2 separate regions of the Homo sapiens genome follow, and region 2 is linked to region 1. Evidence: chromatin loops called from intact Hi-C (ENCODE). Cell type or tissue: MCF 10A. All regions are shown on one strand. Links, peaks and the distances in the headings refer to the core of each region. The heading gives the core; the rest is flanking DNA. Region 1 overlaps LINC00235 (long intergenic non-protein coding RNA 235). Region 2 overlaps LOC100134368 (a long non-coding RNA gene).

Evidence for each region. Hi-C counts contacts between places; a loop is a spot of excess contacts. Peaks named below come from ENCODE experiments on the same cell type or tissue, not always from the same donor. Only the 100,000 strongest peaks of a DNase experiment are listed, where the experiment ranks them.
Region 2: it touches region 1 in a loop (12-fold over the local background); 25 of 110 quality-filtered maps call a loop at or near these places.

The regions. Positions count from the first base shown.
Region 1 is chr16:524,062-526,964 of GRCh38, reverse strand. LINC00235 (long intergenic non-protein coding RNA 235) reads left to right here. Exons shown (of 1, transcript NR_024121.1): 1 at 1-118. Among named protein-coding and RNA genes, the nearest start is that of LINC00235, 1.9 kb to the left of the region's middle. RefSeq lists an enhancer at 133-694. In MCF 10A, for the core only: no CTCF peak of the experiment used is centred there; a DNase peak (open chromatin) is centred at 1,194.
Region 2 is chr16:390,843-393,745 of GRCh38, reverse strand. It overlaps LOC100134368 (a long non-coding RNA gene), which reads right to left. Exons shown (of 3, transcript NR_024453.2): 3 at 786-1,979. Among named protein-coding and RNA genes, the nearest start is that of NME4, 4.9 kb to the left of the region's middle. In MCF 10A, for the core only: a CTCF peak has its summit at 1,771; a DNase peak (open chromatin) is centred at 1,725.

The DNA.
Region 1 (2,903 bases), core at 203-2,702:
CCGCTGCCCTGAGGCCACTCTCCTGCCAGCAGCTGCTGGGCCGGCTCTCGGGAGAATGCCTTGGCGTCAAGCTTATCAGGCTGCAGGGCGGGACGCGAGTGCTGAGGGCAGCCAGACTCCCGCTCTTAGGTGCACTTGAGGAGCCTGAGAAGGCAGTGGCTCTGCGGGAGAGGGAGACACAGGAGCAGGGCTGGTCCGCCGAGATTCCGGAGAGACGGTTGTGGGCCGATTCTGTGGCGAGATTTACAAGTGGGAGGTTGGGTGACGATTGCTCCTGGGCCAGAAAATCTAAGCCAGTCTCAGCAAGACCTACAAGGCCAGGGCCAGTGCTCCTCAGAGGATATTCATGCTCCAGGAAAGCCAAGGATGGGCCTCCGTCATGCTGAGATGCCGCAGCAGGGACACCTGTGTCCCACGTGGAGCTCGGCTTCTAGCTGCAGTCAGTGCAGAAGCTGGCAGGAGGGGTTTATTTCTGTCCTCGGAAGCTTTTGGTAAGGACACTTCATTCCTGTGTCTTGGACACCTCCCCCTAGGTCTGCTGCCCCCTCTGTGGAGACAGGCAGGGCAGCTGGATGTGCCGTTTGTTCCCAGACTATATCCATGCCAAAGCATCCCAAGGGCAGGAAATGTGTCCCCGGGGGCCAGTGGGGGTCTGGGGGCACAGAGGGCTGCAGAGTGAGAGCTGGCTCTCCTCTCTGCAACTTGGACAAGGCTCTGGGACCCTGTCCTCCCCAGCTTCCTCACCTGCATGGCAGGATACTGGCCAAGTGTGGCTTTCGAACCACAGGAGAGGGTGCAGTCAAGGCCTCACTCAGGGACCGCAGGTTCTCTTCCCTTCCCAGTCCTTCCCTGGCACTGCCTAGGTGGCTCCCTGGCCAGGGGCCAGTGGTCTAGCCAGCAGGCCTTATAACCTCCCCACCAGAGAGGCAGCTGCAGTTGAACCTGTTGATCTGATGCTGAGGGCCCTGCCAGCTCACTGCAGAGTGGCCAGTTCTGGCCAGTTTTGCTAGGCCAGGCCCATTTGGGGTGAGGAGAGGGTGGGAGCACCCCAGCTCTCCCCAGTAGCCTGTCATGGTGAAGGAGGAAGCCCATTCACCCAGAAGAGGGCCTCAGGAGGCGTCTTCAAGGTGACTGAGGTTTCCCCGCACAAGGAGAGTGCTGGAGGGAATGGGTGCGATGAGAGAAATGAGTCACTCGTGCCTCCGTGAGGCCAGCCTGTGATTGTCTTGAAGATTCTGAGTCACAAGACATCAGGCACACAGGCGTGAATTGTAAATGACTGCACAGCAGAAGGTAAGTGACTCTGGATTATCCAGACCATTGACCGAGCCCTGCTCCGTGCCAGTGCTTCCTGGCCTGAGGACACGACTCTCACATCCAGACAGACCTGAGCAGCTAACGCAAGTGCGCAGAAGCTCGCCAAGTGCCCAGAAGAGCCAAGAGGCGAGCCATGAATCCCCCCTGGAGGAGAAGAGGATGGGGAGGGCCAAACAGAAAGAACTGAAACTGGAGGCATCTGTTCAGGCACCCAGAGAAAGCCTCACGCGCACAAAGCAGCAAACAGAACAAACCCCAGTGCCATCATGGAGCCCAGACTTGAGCACACAGGGACCCTGGCGTGGAGCACGAGGGTGCCAAGGCCCGCAGGTGGCTGACTTGTGTGCTCTGGTGCCATGCTCAGATTTGATGGGATGACCCTGCAATTGCCTGCTTTGTGAGCCACACAGGCCTGGGTCAAAAAGACGACGGACCACCAGCCTGGGCAACACACAAAGCGAAACCTGTCTCCACTTAAAAGATAATTAGGGTGTGGTGGTGTGTGCTTGTGGTCCCTGCTACTTGGGAGGCAGAGGCAGGAGCATCACTTGAGCCCGGGAGGTTGAGGCTGCAGTGAGCTGGGATGGCACATGGCGCTCCAGCCTGGGTGACTGAGTCCGTCTCAAAAAAAGAATGGGCGGCCGGACAGGTGAAAATAACAATGGACGGGGCCCTGGGAGAAGTTCCCGCCTTTCTCTGGGCCACCACCTCCAGGTTACTGGACTGCCAGCAGGTAGAGGGGCCAGGGTGCCATCCGGGGGGCCGCTGAGGGGGTCCAGACTTCCTATACCTGCCCTTCAGCAGAGGCAGGCTGGGGCGGTCCTCATGTGAGGGGCTCTGCACCCACATCCGGGGGGCCGCTGAGGGGGTCCAGCCTTCCTATACCTGCCCTTCAGCAGAGGCAGGATGGGGCGGTCCTCATGTGAGGGGCTCTGCACCCACGTCCGGGGCTCTTGTTCCAGGGCAGGGGCAGAGCCGCTCCTCTCTATCCTGCCGGGCAAGACTCCTTGGTGCTCTTCCATCGGGCAGAACTGACCAAGACTCAGAACATTCAATGTCAGGAGCCAGCTGGGGACAGGATCTGCCTTGGGAGACTTGGCAGGCCCAGTGACCATCCCACTGCACAGCTGGGGGTGGGGGCGACACTCCAGAGGGACACGTTCGGGCCTCCTGGGGGGTGCAGGCTTCTGGGCACGTCCACCAGGCATGCACACCGGCCACCCCACCCTGCTCTCGCTCACCCACAAGGTCTCTGGCAGCCCTTCCGGGAATGTTTCCATTTCATCCTGTGTCCTCCTGTCTCAAACTCCTTTGGGCTGGAGACCCCAGTGGGTCATCGAGGTGGGGCCAGCTGGACTGTGGACAGCCCCATGTTTAAAATCTAGCGTGGAAACTGAGGTGCTCCTAGACCACAGTGGGGTATCAGGAGGAGGAAGCTGCTCCCCTTCCCCTCCCTGGCTCTGGCCTGGCAGCGTGGAGTGAGTTCCCCTCCCCACCTCCAGCTTCTCCCTCTAGGCAGAGATGGGTCTTACTGGCACCACACAGACCCCTGGGTAGGTGGGAGAGCAGGTCTTTTTCCTGGGAGG
Region 2 (2,903 bases), core at 231-2,730, 130 kb after region 1:
ACCTGTAATCCCAGCTACTCGGGAGGCTGAGGCAGGAGAATCCCTTGAACCCGGGAGGCAGAGGTTGCAGTGAGCTGAGATCGTGCCCTTGCACTCCAGCCTGGGTGACAGAACAAGACTCCATCTTAAAAAAAGAAAAAAAAAATTATGCTGGGCCGGACGAGGTGGCTCATGCCTGTCATCGCAGCACTTTGGGAGGCTGAGGCGGGTGGATCACCTGAGGTTGGGAGTTTGAGACCAGCCTGACCAACATGGAGAAACCCTGTCTCTACTAAAAATATAAAATTAGCCGGGCCTGGTGGCAGGTGCCTGTAATCCGAGCTACTTGGGAGGCTGAGGCAGGAGAATTGCTTGACCCTGGGAGGCGGAGGTTGCTGTGAGCTGAGATTGTGTTATGGCACTGCAGGCTGGTAGACAGAGCAAGACTCTGTCTCAATAAATAAATAAATAAATAACTCTCTTGGCCAGGCGTGATGGGATGGTTCACACCTGTACTCTTAGCACTGTGGGAGGCAGAGGTTGGAGGATCACTTGAGGCCAGGAGTTTGAGACCAGCCTGGGAAACATAGTGAAACCTGTCTCTACAAAAAAATAAAAAATTAGCGGGGCGTGTTGGTGTGCGCCTGTATTTCCAGCTACCGGGAAGGCTGAGGTGGGAAGATTGCTTGAGCCCAAGAGGTCCAGGCTGGATTGAGCTGTGATCGCACCACTGCACTCAGCCTGGGCAACAGAATGAGACCCTGTCTCAAAACAAAACAAAAAAGAACTCTCGTAACTCAACAAGAAAAGCAAAACCCAGTTCATTTCCTTGTGTAATGCCTACCCCTTGAGTGTGGACCATGCCTGGTGACTGACTTCTGACACAGCAAAAGAGACGGAGTGTCACTTTCACAATCTGGTCACCAAAGACTGCAGCTGCTGCTGCTCCGCCACCTCCTGGGAGAAGCAGCTCCCCTGTTGTGAGCAGCCCTGTGCGGAGGCCCCCATGACAAGGAACTGATGTTTCTGGCCAAAAGCAACATAGGTGGGCTTAGAAGTGAATCTGCAGGAGGCTGAGGCAGGAGGATTGCTGGAGCCCAGGAGGTTGATGCTGCAGTGAGCAGTGATTGTGCCACTGCACTCCAGGCTGGACAACAGAGCGAGATCCCATCTCTTAAAAAAAAAAAAAAAAAGTGGGCGTGGTGCAGTGGCTCACACCTGTAATCCCAGCACCTAGCTAGGCCAAGGTGGGCAGATCACTTGAGGTCAGGAGTTTGAGACCAGCCCAGCCAACATGATGAAACCCCGTCTCTACCAAAAATACAAAAATTAGCCTGGTGGGATGTGACACGCCTGTAGTCCCAGCTACTCGGGAGGCTGAGGCACTAGAATCGCTTGAACTTGGGAAGCAGAGGGAACAGTGAGCTGAGACTGTTCAACTGCACTCCAGGCTGGGCAACAGGGCGAGACCCGGTCTGGAAAAAAAAACAAGTACATCCCCCCTTAGTCAAGCCTTGGGGTAACCTCAGCGTGGCTGACACCTTGACCACAGCCTGTGAGAGCCTCTGACTCAGAGGCTCCCTGCTAAGCCCCACCCAGCCTCCTGTCCACAGAATCTGGAAGATAATGAACGTGTGCTGCTTACATCATGAAGTTGTGGGGTATTTGTTATGCAGCATAGATGACTAATACAAACAGCAGCCAGGGAGGTGCAGAGTGGCATCACCTCCAACCAGAGCTGGGCTTCAGGGGCTCTGGTGGTCCATGGGGCTGTACTGCCGCTCAGAGGCCAGCGCTGGAACTGCGTCTGGGTCTCACTGCCATCCAAAGCATGGACTGCCTATCTGGTTTCACTCTTGGAGTGGCACCACTCAGAGGGCCCCAGAGCCTGACTGAGGATGAGGTGGAGTGAGGAATCAGGGCTGAGCACGGCCGTGGATTTCTGGAACATTCCTATGGATGTGCTGGATGGTCCTTGTAGAAGGTGCTCAAAAAGATACCTGCAGGGTGGGACAGCGGGGGGATCAGGACAGCTGAATTCTGTCCCAGCCCTACGACTGTTACACCCATGTAGGGAGGGCATTGCCCTACATGGAGGTCTCTCACCTGTTTTATTTTTTTAAATATTTATTTATTTATTTATTTATTTGGACGGAGTCTCGCTCTGTCGCCCAGGCTGGAGTGCAATGGCATGATCTTGGCTTATTGCGAGCTCTGCCTCCTAGGTTCAAATGATTCTCCTGCCTCAGCCTCCCCAGTAGCGGGGACTATCGGCGCCCGCCACCACATCCGGCTAATTTTTTGTATTTTTAGTAGAGACGGGGTTTCACCGTGTTAGCCAGGATGGTCTCAATCTCCTGACCTCGTAATCCGCCTGCCTCAGCCTCCCACAGTGCTGGGATGACAGGCGTGAGCCACCGTGCCCAGCCTGATATCTTATTGTTACAGGTTTCTAACTTAATTCCACTGTGGTCAGAGAACATATTCCCTTTGGGAGGCCAAGGTGGGCGGGTCATGAGGTCAGGAGTTCGAGATCAGCCCGGCCAACCAGTGAAACCCCGTCTCTACTAAAAATACAAAACTTAGCTGGGCATGGTGGCAGGCACCTGTAATCCCAGCTACTCGGGAGGCAGAGGCAGGAGAATCATTTGAACCCGGGAGGCGGAGGTTGCAGCAAGCCAAGATTGAGCCATTGCACTCCAGCCTGGGCAACAAGGGCAAAACTCCGTCTCAAAATAAATAAATAAATAAATTAATTAATGAAAGAGGACATATTCTCTACCACTTAAACTATTTTAAATTAATTGAGACTTGGTTTATGGCCCAGCATGTGATCTGTATTGGAAAACAAATTGTGTGCGCTTGAAAAAAATGTTTATTCTGGCTGAGCGCGGTGGCTCACGCCTGTAATCCCAGCACTTTGG